Regions from separate parts of the Homo sapiens genome. Here region 2 is linked to region 1. Evidence: chromatin contacts called from ENCODE Hi-C or POLR2A ChIA-PET data. All regions are on one chromosome and are shown on one strand. The core of a region is the stretch at or near the end of the contact, and the rest is flanking DNA. Distances in the headings are between cores, read along the strand shown.

Region 1 (6,811 bases), core at 3,183-5,682:
TCTGGCAAACTCCTACTTAAACTTCAAAACCTTCCTTAAATGGCTATTTGAAGGAGCTTGCTGAATAGAGGAACAAAGGAAGGAGGGAGGGTAGAGGCGGTGTCATCCCACCAGCCCCAGACTCACAGGTCGCTGGCCACAGAGGAGTTCCGAGACATGGCCTTGGGCGAGAGTTCATAGTCGCTATCTGAGCGGTACAGGAAGGACTCGCGCCGCTGGCTGTGCGGGACTGGAGCCTGCATAATCCGGCCCAGGCCAGGGCTGGACTGAGGGTCCAGGGCCCTCCTCCCACACGAGAGCCCATTTTCCAGGTCAAAGCTGAAAGGAGAGACGGCATGGTCAGAGACGAGGGTCATGACAACTGGGTGCCGGGTCGTGGCCACCTTGTCTGGTGCGTCCTCCCTGGGGCTGCTTGGCAGTCAGGCAAGTGTGGTTTCCAGCTTGTTCACCTGCCCCCAGCTACACCCTCAGGAACCCTGCACCCCTCACACTTTGGTCTTTGAGTCTACACTGGACTCCAGGACCTCAGTTCCAGATCTTCCTCAAAGTGGCTATGTGGCCATGGACAGGTACTGACTTTCTCTGGACCTCAATCACCCTATTTCTTTTATTTTTTTTCTCTCTTTCTTTTTTTTTTTTCTTTCTCGTTCTTTCTCTCTCTCTCTCTCTCTCTCTCTCTCTCGCCCTTTCTTTTCTTTTTTTTTTTTTTTTTTTGACAGGGCCCCACTTTGTCACCCAGGCTGCAGTGCAGTGGTGTGATCCTACCTCACTGCAGCCTCAATCTCCTAAGCTCAAGCCATCCTCCAGCCTCAGCCTCCTGAGTAGCTGAGACTACAGGAGCATGCCCCAACACTCGGCTAATTTTAAAATTTTTTGTAGAGACCAGGTCTCACTATTTTGCCCAGGCTGGTCTTGAACTCCTGGCCTCAAACAATCCTCCCAGCTCCGCCTCCCAAAGTGCTGGGATTACAGGAGTGAGCCACCGCACCCGGCCTCCCCATTTCTTTTTTTTCTGTTTTTTGGGGTTTTTTTGAGACGAAATATTGCTCTGTTGCCTGCACTGGAGTGCAGTTATCCATGCTGGAGTGCAGTGGGGGAACGATCTCGGCTCACTGCAACCTCCACCTCCCGGGTTCAAGCAATTTTCTCGCCTCAGCCTCCCAAGTAGCTGGGATTACAGGTGCGCACCACCACGCCCGGCTAATTTTTTTTTTTTTTTTTTGAGACAGAGTTTCACTCTTGTTGCCCAAGCTGGAGTGCAATGGCACAATCTCAGCTCACCGCAACCTCCGCCTCCCAGGTTCAAGCAATTCTCCTGCCTCAGCCTCCCAAGGAGCTGGGATTACAGGCGTGTGCCACCACGCCCAGCTAATTTTGTATTTTTAGTAGAGACGGGGTTTCTCCATGTTGGTCAGGCTGGTCTTGAACTCCCGACCTCAGGTGATCCGCCCGCCTTGGCCTCCCAAAGTGCTGGGATTACAGGCGTGAGCCACCGTGCCCGGCCAAAGTTTTGTATTTTTACTAGAGACAGGGTTTCACCGTGTTGGCCAGGCTGCTCTTGAACTCCTGACCTCGTGATCTGCCCGCCTCGGCCTACCAAAGTACTGGGATTACAGGCATGAGCCACCGCACCCGGCCTCTCCTGTTTCTAACATGTGCGTGATGTAGCCCATCCCCGAGAGCTCTTTGAGGGGGTTACAACCGAACATCCAAAGACTGCGACTGGATGACCATATTGCAAAGGGACAAACTGAGATCTAGCTCACATGGTGGACACGTGGACTGGAAACAGCTTCTTGGGCTCTTCTACCTGGAGGAGGCCGGGGTTCTGCCTAGCTCCTGCGTGCGCCTTAGTCTAGAGAGACCCCACTCCTAGCCAACTTGCTCACACCCTTGGCTACCTGCCACGCCCCCAGCGTTCCAGGCTCCACCCTCAGCCCATAAGGCTCCGCCCCACGGCCGCCGACCACGCCCCCAGCTAGCCGGGTCCTGCCCTAGGCTCCCCCACTCCTCCACTTCATCTTCAGCCTGAACGTTCCGCCTGTTATCTTCCACCTCCGGGTCTTTGCACAGGCCGTGCTTTCTGCCCGGCCCACCCTCCTCCCTCTCCACACTACCTGTCCCGTTCTACCCTCAAACCCTGTCTTTCCCTCTGGCTCCTCCTCTTTGGGGTCAGAGGTCAGAGAAAGGGCGTAGGGCAAGAACTGGGGCGCTAGAGAAGGCGGTGACCTGGGGGTGGGTTTTCAAGAAGGGCAGGCGGAAGCGGCACCGACAGGAAGACAACCGGGACCGCCTGAGACTCGGAGCTCCCGGCCGAGGGCCAGTGTCCGGCTGGTCCCGGCCAAGACTTTTGGGTCAAAGGTCACCGTATCCCCGTCCACGAGCTGGGTCGGCACCCCGCGTAGGCTCAGATCTGGGTAGAGGTGGGGGATTTGGCAGCATTCGGTCCAAGTATGACCGGGTCTGAGTTGGGTCTGATCACGTCGAATTGGACTTGGTCACGAAGAGTTTGTTCGATGAGTTCGGGAGAATTCGGCTACGTCCGATTGAGCTCGGGAGACTTCGGATAAGTTCGAGCTTGTTCGCCTAAGTCCGGTTACGCTCGGTCTGCTTCGAACAAGTCCGGGTGACGCTCGGGCCGGGTCGGGCATGTTCGGTCACGTCCGGCTACATGAGGGCTAGTTCGGGCATCTCCGACTAAGACCGGCCGCGCTCGGCCTGTTCCGTCCGACTCCAGCGGGTTTAGCAGCACCGGGATGAACCCCACGGCCAGCCGAAGGGGCGGGGCTTCTTAACCCTTCCCTGGCCCGTCTGGGGTGCGCCGTGGGCGCTGTGGTGCAATGGGAGACGCTCTTAGGGGCGGACTGGAGGCGGCGGATAACCCAGATCTGCCCCTCGAGGGGGAGGCATGCGGATCGCGACCCCCTACCCCTCTCTCGGCTCTCCCCAAGGGTTCCAGAAAAGCGCGTCTGTGGACAAATAGGGAAACTGAGGCCAGGAGCGGCCACAGGGCGTGCAAATCCGGATCCCGGGCGCGGAGGGTTAAGGACTGGGCCCGGGTTTTCTTGGGGCGGGGGAGGCTGTTTTTCTTTCTGCTCTAAACTTAGCCGGGAGCGGCGGGGTCAGGCTGTGGTTCCATGACGCGGGCGGTGCGGGGGTAGAGCCCCCCGGCTGTGGGAACGGCGCGGCTGCCCATTGGCCAGGGGGGTAAACTGAGCCAGGGAGGCTCGGACTTGGGTTCGGGTCTGGCCTGCGCGGGGCCGGCCCTCGTTCATCCTCACTTCTGAGTACCCGCGACGCGCCCTCGACGTCCCTGCGCTGTCTCTAGCGCCTTCAAAAGGGAATGTGCTTCGCTAGTGTTTGGTGCCCCGAGGTCGCTCTCCAGGACACGGAACCCCCACTCTCCCACTCCCTGGTTGAAATGGAACCACCAGGAACCACGGTCATACCTTCTCCCTCCAACCCCAGCTATGACCTTGGAGAGGGACCTCCCCTCTCAGCCTTTGGGTGCCAGACTTACCAAGTGGGTGCCAATTCGGCGCGGACCAAGCGCAGGATGCCAGCCACAGTCGGCGCCCACAAGCCCCACTCCGAACCCCAGCCTTGCCCCCATCCCTCCCCACGAGGTCACAGTCGTTTCTGGAAAGGCAGGGATTCGAACCCAGAGGGGTGGACCGAGTGCTTAGAGGATGCAGCGCAAGCAGCTGCCGGGCGCAGGCGCGCGCTCAGCCTGGGACTCCCGAACGCCCTGCCTCGAAAACCCCCTCAATTCAGGTCTTCCTCCGTGGACACCCAGAGTTCATTGTGAGGCCCCCAGGGCATCTCTTTGCTGGCACTGGGACAGGATGCTGGTGGGAGGGGGCACCAAGGGAAGGAGTGCCCCTTCCCCCTCCTCCCACTGCCAGGACGCACAGCCTGCCTGCCCCAGGCCGGCGAGGGTCAGGAGGAGACGTGAGCCTCAGCCCGTCCCACTCTGGGCCTCACAGCTGGAAGGAGACAGACGGCTGGTCCCCTGGGCCTATATCCAGGCGGCGGGTGGAGACAGACGGAGACAGAGAGAGACAGAGTCACCAACTGCGAGACAAAAGTAGGGTAAGGTAGGGTAGAGGGAGAGAGATACAGAGAAAGCGAGGGAGAGGCAGAGCGTCCAAGCCCGGACTCCGGCCCCGGCCCCAGCTGTCCCTGGCCTTGTCCCTGTCCCTGCCCTTCCCACCTCCACACCGGGCGTCCCGGTGACCCCGCCAGGCCCTCTGTCCAGCCTCACCACAGCGGATGGGCCACCGTGAAGCGCCGCTGCAGGCGGATGCTCTGATTCACCAAAAGCTTCCTGAAGAGCCCGGGGGAGCCGCGCGGGGATCCCCGAGGGGAGCCGGGCCCGGGGACCGGGGCGGGCGCGGGGGGGCCCTGCATCGCCAGGACTGCGTGGAGGCTGGACCGAGCGCCGGCTGCGCGGGACCTTTTCTGGACAGCTGCGGGGGCGGGGCCCAGCGGGGAGGGGGCAAAGGGCGCATCGGCCCCGCCTCGAGGCCGGCGGCTCCCTGACGACCCCCGGGACAAACGGGGAAACTGAGGCACAGAGTCAGACGCAACTCTCTGCTCCTTTTTTTTTTTTTTTTTTTTGAGACGATCTCGCTGTGTTGCCCAGGCTGGAGTGCAGTGGCACAGTCCTAGCTCATTGCAGCCTCAACTTCCTGGGCTCAAGGGATCCTCCTACCTCAGCCTCCCAAGTAGCTGGGACTACAGATGCACACCACCACGCCCGGGCTAATGTATTTTCTGGAGAGATGGGGGTGTCTCTTTATGTTGCCCAGGCTGATCTCGAACTCCCAGACTCAAGTGATCCTCCTGCCTCAGCCTCGCAAAGTGCTGGGATTATAGGTGTGAGCCATTGCGCCAGGCCCAACTGTACTTCTTTAGAGGGCTGCCCCTAAGATCTCAGAGCCTGGATCTTACTCAGCCTTCCTCGGCACGTCCCTGGTTAGTGCAGCTTGCTGGGCCAATAACTGCTAAAAAGTGTAGAATGAGGGAGTCAGAAAGCAAGGTGCCCAGAGAAACAGCTGTCTTGCCTTCCATTATTGAGGGCATCACCGAGGTATAGAGTTTGCCAATGTCCGATCCCACGCAATGTTTCTAATCCTCCTCTGCCCATTTTCCAGATGGAGAAACTGAGGCCTAGTGCCATCAAACAGCGCACCAGAAACTACAAACCCTTAATCCTTTGCCAAGTGGGGAAACTGAGGCTTCCATGGACGCGGTCACGGGCATGGGTCTTTGTTGCAGAAAGCGAGACCCAAACTCAGGGCCCCCTCTCCCAGCACCCCTCCACGCAACTCCCCACGTGATCCCCCACCTGCTCTGACATTCCCCAGGCCCTGTCTCTGGATGCCTTCACCTCTCCTGCTGTCTCCTCCTAGACAAACATCCGCACATCACCTCTGCCAAGTCTTCTGTCCTGCGAAACCTCAGCCGCCCACCCCTGCCATCAGAGGGACCTCACTGTCCCAGGACTGGGGGGGGCCTCTGGTGTCTGGGAGGATTCCCAGAGTCTGTACCAGGTGCTCTACCCTCAGAATGCTGGAGTCAGGCTGGCCTTGTTCCACTTTACAGAAAAGGAAACCAAGGCTTAGCATGTGTCACACAAGGAGGAGGGACCTAGAAACAGCCATGTCACAGGCAGAGGCCCAGGGGACCTCCCAGCAACTGAGGCCTGACCGTGCCCCTTGCTGTGGAATGACCTCTGTCTCTCAGCCTGGGCCTTCCCCCCGGGGCGGCTGCCTCAGTCTTGGTGTCCCCAGACATGGTACCCATGTTTCTGGCAGTCCTGGAGAAGCCCATTGATCAGGGATCCCACAGGAGATCCTGAGGCAACCATGCTAAGGCCAGATACATGAGAGTCTCCCCATTCTACAGATGAGAAAACAGAGGCTCAGAGGAGGAGTCACACAGCCCAGAAAAACAGAGAGCCTCAGGTATCTGGCCAGGAAGCCCCCCTAACCCCCGCAGTCTTGCAACCAGACACCTGGCGGGAACCAGACCTCGCTGTCCCCAAGACAAAAATACCATCGTTGTCTGCTGGGGCCAGACCTAATTATAGCCATCCCTAGGGGACACATGCTGCTAGGATTGGCCTTGTGGGGACACTGGAGCCAAGGTCTCAGCAGTCTTGACACCACCTCCCCGCCACTGTGAGAGAAGTGACAATAGTTACATGTCCCCAAGGAGAAACCGAGGCACAGAGATTCAGCCCCTCCCCCAAAATCACAGACATAAAATAGGAGGCTAAGACTAAACAAAATTATGTAAACTGAGTGCTTCAAAAACATGCAGCACTCAGCCAACAGCAGTGAAGGGAAAAGTCATTGGATTTTCAGACGAAACCTACAAAGTGTGGACTACTATTCCCATTTCGAGGATGGGGCTACTGAGGCACAGAAAGGCACAGTCATTTGCCTAAGGACACACAGCCATAAGGTGCAAGACTGGGGTCATTTGAACCCGGACAGGTAGTGTTCTTCCCAGCCTGGGTCCTCCCGCACTGGATGCGTTAACTCATTTCATCCCCTCTGTAGTCCCAGGGGCGAGTCTCACATTAATATTTTATCAATAGGTTTACTATTAATGTTTCATCCATATATTTAATTTTAAATATTTTATTAACAGTTCTAACAGGAAGGTGTTAATTAATAGCTGTTCGGATGGAGAAAGAGTCACAGCAAGGGGTGGCCACAGAGCCAGGACTCAGCATTCACAGCCTGGCTCCTACCAGGCCCTGGGAGGCTCTCCAAGCCCCGCTGGGTAAGGGACAAAAGCT
Region 2 (6,811 bases), core at 3,355-5,854, 78 kb after region 1:
AAAGCAATTCTCGTGCCTCAGCCTCCTGAGTAGCTGGGATTACAGGTGCCTGCCACCACACCCGGTTAATTTTTTTGTTTGTTTGTTTTGGTTTTTTTGAGACAGAGTCTCACTCTGTTGCCAGGCTGGAGTGCAGTGGTGTGACCTCGGCTCATTGCAACCTCTGCCTCCCGGGTTCAAGCAATTCTTCTGCCTCAGCCTCCCGAGTAGCTGGGACTACAGGTGTGTGCCACCAGGCCTGGCTAATTTTTGTATTTTTAGTAGAGACGGGGTTTCACCATGTTAGCCAGGATGGTCTCCATCTCTTGACTTCATGATCCGCCCGCCTCGGCCTCCCAAAGTGCTGGGATTACAGGTGTGAGCCACCACGCCCGGCCAATTTTTATATTTTTTAGTAGAGACGGGGTTTCACCATGTTTCCCAGGCTGGTGTCAAACTCCTGACTTCAGGTGGTCCACCCACCTCAGCCTCCCAAAGTGCTGGGATTACAGGCATAAGCCACTGCACCTGGCCCATTTTTTTAATTTTTAATTTTTTTTCCCAAGACAGTCTTGCTCTGTCACCCAGGCTGGAGTGCAGTGGCATGATCTCGGCTCACTGCAACCCCCACCTCCCAGGTTAAAGCAATTCTCCTGCCTCAGCCTCCCGAGTAGATGGGATTACTGGCGCTCACCACCATGCCCGCCTAATTTCTGTATTTTTAGTAGAGACTGGGTTTCACCGTGTTAGCCAGGCTGGTCTTGAACTCCTGACCTCGTGATCCGCCCGCCTCAGCCTCCCAAAGTGCTGGGATTACAGGTGTGAGCCACCACCCCCAGCCATTTTTTTAATGTTTAAGGAAAACTGCTGGGCAGTGAAGGTCTCCCCAGACAATGTCACTGAGCCCCGGCCTCCCCAACCTGGTCTGAGATTTCAGGGGGTTTCAGAAGAAGCTGACCTTTGAGAAGGCTCTGGGGCCAGGATGTCTGAGTTACTTGATGCTGGAGGGGTGGGGCAAGGAGGGTCTGGCCCTGGTGGTGCAGAGGAGGGGAGATGAGGGTGGGGAAGACACTTGAGGACGTGAGGAGTATTTTTAGGTGCTGAATGCAGCCCTGAAATATTTCCACGGCCACTCCCGAGAGCGAGCTGGGTGACTATTTCGGTGCCTGGTTCCAGTGGAGGCGGGGCAGGGGTGAGTCACTCACTGCCCAGTGGCCGCAGAGGCCAGGCCCAGGCTGGGAGGCGGCTCGAAGGGCAGGATCGCAGGCCTGCAAGGTGAACGGTCACTGGCCTGGGGCCAGGCTTCCTAAGCCAGCCTCCAGGGCACAGAGGACAGCGGCCTTTCTATTCCCCATGGCACTGGCCAATCCAGAGGGGCCACTGCCTGGGTGCCCTGGGACAATGAGCTGCTCACGCCAACCCCATAGTTGTAAAGATGGAGGGTCCCCCGTGAGGTTCTGGACACCCCACAGGTGCTAGGCGAGATGCCATCTTAGATTATTTCAAGCATTTATTGAGCACTTGCTGTATACCAGGCCAGTCCTAAAATGATTACTGGCATCCTCCCTTCATGCAATCTGCCCAATAACCCCCATGAGGTAGAGCTGCTGTTATCCCCCCGACCAGGGAGGAAACTGAGGCACGGTAGGGTTAAGCCCTCCAGGCACCTAACTATGTGCCTCAAATCCTGTCCCTCAGCTGATGTTACAATCAGGGGAGTGAGTTTTAAAGCAGCAGCCGATCTTGCTTACCCCCCACACCCTATTCCCAACCAATTTTGGGGTCCTGACTGTGCCTGAGCTGGGAGAAGGTCAATGGATCCTTCAGGTTTAAGGAGGCAGTGGAAAGAGGAGGTCACCATTGCTGTGTGACCTGGGGCAGGTTCCTCACCCTCTCTGTGCCTGAGCAGTGAATGACGATGCCACCCTATGGGTGAGTTCCGGAGCTGCCTGGCACACATTCATGATAGATAAACAATGGTTGGCTGAGCATACTGGCTCAGGCCTGTAATCCCAGCACTTTGGGAGGCTAAGGTGGGAGGATCGTTTGAGCCTAGGAGTTTGAGACCAGCCTGGACAACATGGTGAGACCCCTATCTGTAAAAAAAATAAAAAACAATTATCGGCTGTTGCTTGGATTGTGTGCCTGTCCTGAGCCTTCATTTCTCCATCTGTGAGGACCCTCGGAGGTGCTGGGTTGGAAGTGGCTTTGGAAACCCACGGGGCTGAGCGGCAAGGCTGAGTGGGAGCTCGGGGAATCCTCGCCCTCACTCGAAGTCTCCTTGAGAAGAGGCTGATGCTTGGCCGGGCGAGATGGCTTACGCCTGTAATCCCAGCACTTTGGGAGGCCGAGGCGGGCGGATTGCCCGAGGTCAGGAGTTCGAGACCAGCCTAGCCAACATGGCGAAATCCTGTCTCTACTAAAAAATGCAAAAATTAGCTGGGCGTGGTGGCGGACGCCTGTAATCCCAGCTATTCGGGAGGCTGAGGCAGGAGAATTGCTTGAACCTGAGAGACAGAGGTTTCAGTAAGTGGAGATCGCGCCACTGCCCTCCGGCCAGGGCGACAGAGTGAGACTTTGTCTCAAAAAAAAAAAAAAAAAAAAGAAGTGGCTGATGCCAAGCGTCAGGAACAGATCCCTGCAAGTGCCCACCCCAGCTCCTGTAGGGGCTTCTTTTTTATTTTATTTTATTTTATTTTTTCTTTTGAGACGGAGTCTTGCTCTGTCGCCCAGGCTGGAGTGCAGTGGCGTGATCTCCGATCACTGCAAGCTCCGCCTCCCTGGTTCGCGGCATTCTCCTGCCTCAGCCTCCCAAGTAGCTGGGACCACAGGCGCCCACCCGCCTTGCCTTCCCAAAGTGCTGGGATTACAGGCATGAGCCACCGCGCCCGGCCCTGTAGGGGCTTCTGGCCTGAGCCCTGACCCCCTCTGCCCCTTCCCCACAGAAGTTCAGAGGCTCCGTGCTTGCAGTTCCTCCACCTGTTCCGGCTCTCTCTGTGTGGCCAGCAGCTTCTTGTCCACTCGAGACTTGGTTTGACTGGACCTCCTCTTAAATTTTTAAAAAATTTTTAATTTATTATTAGTAGTATCATTTTTTTGAGACAGACTCTCGTTCTGTCGCCCAGGCTGGAGTGCAGTGGCGCTATCTTGGCTCACTGCAACCTCTGCCTCCTGGGTTTAAGCAATTCTCCTGCCTCAGCCTCCTGAGTAGCTGGGATTACAGGCACCACGTGCCACCACACCTGGCTAATTTTTGTATTCTTAGTAGAAATAAGGTTTCACCTCGTTGGCCAGGCTGGTCTCAAACTCCTGGCCTCAGGTGATCCGCCTGCCTCGACCTCCCAAAGTGTTGGAATTACAGTTGCCGCTGTGAGCCACAGCACCCAGCCGGCCTCCTCTTGCTCTGTGGAAAGGAGGTGCCACCTCGGGGTCCTGCACTTCCTGGGCAAGGCCAGCTGGTCAGCCTAGGCCCTGGCAGCCTCCTCCTCCCTGCCCTGAGGCCCCAGCACTGCCCCCTTCCTGCTTCCACCCCTGCTTCTGACTGTTCCAGAACCCTCTGTGGCTGCTTCTCATGTCACTCAGGGCCCACATCCTCCCCATTTCCTGCCCTTCTGTTTGCTCCTGTGTCCCCTGGGCACAGGGCCTTTGCACGGGACTGTCCTCCTGACCCCTGCTGGTCCAGAATGTTCTTTCCCAAGGTGGCTGGCTCCCTCGTCTCTCAGGCCCTTCCTGAATCTTCAGTGTCCTTCTCTCACCTTCCCTGACCACCTCTTCATTCACCTCCTCACGAGCCCGCCCTGTTTCTGGTTTCTTTTTCTTTTTTTTGAGAGTCTCGATCTGTCGCCCAGGCTGGAGTGCAGTGGCGCGATCTCAGCTCACTGCAACCTCCGCCTCCCAGGTTCAAGCGATTCTCCTGCCTCAGCCTTCTGAGTAGCTGGGATTACAGGTTTGTGCCATCACGTCCGGCTAATTTTTGTATTTTTAATAGAGATGGGGTTTCACCATGATGGCCAGGTTTTGAACTCCTTATCTCAGGTGATCCGCCCACTTCGGCCTCCCAAAGTGCTGGGGTTACAGGCATGAGCCACTGCGCCTGGCCTGGTTTCTTCTTTTTACAGCATTTATGCATTTGATATGCATATGCTTGTGGCTGGCTCACTCCTGTGGAAGGGAAGGATTGCCGGGGCTGTGTCACCAGCACCTGGGACAAGGCAAGTGGCCCTAGTGCCAGGCTCGTGCCAGGCCCTGGGCTCCAAAAGAAGAAGGTGGGGAGGGAGGTGACAGGGACACAGGCCATCTGGGGGTGGCTGTCAGAGTAGTGCTGGGAACAGCAGGTGAAGCCCAGAGGAGGAGAGGAGGAGGAGAGAGAGGAGGGGGATGGGGGATGGGAGTGGGGGATGAGTGGAGGAGGATGGAGGAGGAGGGGAATGGGGAGGAAGATGGGGAGTGAGAGGAGGGGGATGGGGGAGGAGAAGGAGAAGGAGGAGGAGGAGGAGGAGAGAGGGATGGCTTCCCACAGCTGCCTCTCGGGGGCCACTGCCCAAGGCCAGCCTCTGCACTTTTGTCCCTGAAGCGGGTGTTTGGCTCCAGGATGAGGTGGCGTCAGCAGCCGACCCGGGCCTGTCGCACTCTGGCGGGGGACTGTGGGCTGGCCCTGCAGAGCTCAGCCCCCGGCTGAGTCACAGCACAGCGCCAGGCGTGGGCCTCCCTAACAGAAAGCAAACTCCAGGCGAGAAGGTCTGGGGGCGGGTGGGGACCATCTACGATAAAGGCAGCCCCAGTTGGGTGAGGAGGGCACAGACCATCGGAGGGACAGAAAGACCTGGAAGCCTTGGATTTAGGAACTAGACTGGTGCTTTTGGTTTCTTTTCTTGTTGAGGGGGCTGAGGATGAGGCTTTGTGAAACCAACCAGGAAGAATGAAACACAGAGCTGGTCCGACACCCAGCTCGAGGGAGGGGGGCCGGAAGCTTCTGGAAGTTGGCTGCCCCTAAGCAGGGGCCACTCTAGCCCACAAGGCCAAGTTGGCAGAGGCAGACGAGGGGACTCTGCGGCTCAAGTCACGGGCCAGGAGCCCGCAGCTGCCGGGCTGGAAAGGTCAGAGCCGGCTCTGCGTCTGGCTGCGCCGGCAAGAAGCCACAATTACGCAGGCAAAAGAGCCCGGGGATTAGCCCCAGCACCTGGGACCCTGAATGGTGAGAAGGCACCTAGGGGGTGTTGGAACACATTCTGAGTTCAGAGCCTGGTCAGGGAGAAAAAACCAAACGGAGATCAGGAAGGGGAAGGGGCCTTCGAGGGCTTTCCCATCCCAACTTCCCAGGATGCCTGACCCCAGAGCTCCTGGATTTGATCCACGCCTCGTGACACACACAACCCCTGGGAGGAAGGAGCCCAGGCCCCTTGGAGAGCCCCAGAGGCCTCTAAGGGCCGGTGAGTCTAGGACATGGGGCAGGAGCTGCAAATGGGGCCTCCCTGCTCCCCACCCTTCCTTCCCTCCTCCTCTAAACATTGCCCCACCCACCTCGCCCTGTGAGCCCAGCCCCCTGCACGGCCCACACTGTAGGGGCATGGGGTGTGCCAAGAGATGCTCCTGTCGACCAGGCGCAGTGGCTCATGCCTGTAATCCCAGCACTTTGGGAGGCCAAGGCGGGAGGATCACTTGAGATCAGGAGTTCAAGACCAGCCTCGCCAACATGGTGGAACTGTGTCTGTACTAAAAATACAAAAATTAGCCGTCTGTGTTGGTGCACACCTGTAATCCCAGCTACTCAGGAGGCTAAGGCAAGAGAATCGCTTGAACACACGAGGCAGAGGTTGCAGTGAGCCAAGATTGTGCCACTGCACTCCAGCCTGGGCAACAGAGCGAGACTCCGTCTCAAAAAAAAAAAAAAAATGCTCTTGTCCAACAGGCAGGTGGGTGCCGTGGGCCGGTGCATCCCAAGGCTTCCAGGCCCGGGCCCCCAACTGCTGCCCCTGCCTGTGTTGAGGGGGCGGGTTTGTGAGGTTCAGGGCAGGCCACATCCTGGACCCCACATGCCCCATCTCTAACCATCAATCAAGTGCCGCTGTGGCGGAGAGGATTCAGGCGACTGCAGATATCCATCCCTGTCCCCCACCCCACACACAAGGAGAACATCCCAGGCGAGGACATTGTAAATGCAAAATCTATACGATGGCAAGTAACTCTGAAGACTCAAGAAAAAGAGTTCCTCACGGACGGGACCTTTTATTCCAATCACCTCTCAAAATAGGTCTCCGAACGAGGACCCTGAAGAGAAGGCTATGCAGGGGGACGGGCCGCTGCCTGGCTCAGGGCTTCCCTCTGGTTTCTTCACGGTCCACAGATGCTACCCGGAGCCTTTCTCGAAAGCGCTGACTCAGTGTCTCAGGTGCGCGCCCGAGGAGTGGCAAACCCGGCCTGGCTCAGAAAGGGGGCAGGAGCCTCGTGAGAATCTTCCATGAGCATCTTCCGAGGGGATTCCTGTCCTGTCTTCTCTGTGTGAACGCCAGTGTGGACAGATGAGGATAGATGATGGAGTCCAGGCCACCCAGGAGGGGGTGATGGGGACCATGCGTGGCCCCTGCCTGGGACTTCCCTCCCCACACACCCCTTGGCATTAACGTCTCCACAGAGGGGAGAGGGTTATAGGACAACCTGGTGTGGGGGGCGCCGGGGACTCTCAAGAGCCCCCACTGTCCAGATGCTGGTCTTGCCTTTTGTAAAAGGACATCAGTGCCTCACTGTGCCGCTGACACCTGGTGAGAACTCTCAAAAGGAAGCTTCCCTTACGGGAACGGGGATTTCCTGAGAGTCCAGCGATGGACAGAGGGCA

Evidence for each region. Hi-C counts contacts between places; a loop is a spot of excess contacts on that map. ChIA-PET counts read pairs that join two places held with the same protein, here RNA polymerase II (POLR2A). Pooled maps may share reads with other maps.
Region 2: a pooled map shows a loop between it and region 1 (4-fold over the local background). The contact joins the enhancer-like site here to the promoter of PDE4C in region 1. A Hi-C loop is called at or near these places in 5 of 50 pooled maps. POLR2A ChIA-PET finds 5 or more read pairs at or near these places in 8 of 52 experiments (A549, Caco-2, H1 and 3 more).

What each region holds. Positions count from the first base shown.
Region 1 is chr19:18,222,006-18,228,816 of GRCh38, forward strand. PDE4C (phosphodiesterase 4C) reads right to left here and starts at 4,433. Exons shown (of 15, transcript NM_001098818.4): 1 at 4,265-4,433; 2 at 127-318. The coding sequence starts at 4,410. RefSeq lists silencers at 1,861-1,930, 4,317-4,376 and an enhancer at 2,541-2,780.
Region 2 is chr19:18,300,052-18,306,862 of GRCh38, forward strand. It overlaps LSM4 (LSM4 homolog, U6 small nuclear RNA and mRNA degradation associated), which reads right to left. Exons shown (of 5, transcript NM_012321.5): 5 at 6,185-6,811. Among named protein-coding and RNA genes, the nearest start is that of LSM4, 20 kb to the right of the region's middle. RefSeq lists a cis regulatory region at 999-1,418 and enhancers at 4,648-5,027, 4,918-5,423. Within about 2 kb of position 4,605, at least 37 of the 41 ENCODE cell types and tissues checked have a DNase peak (open chromatin) inside an H3K27ac peak, as active enhancers do; they include OCI-LY7, where a contact is called at or near this core.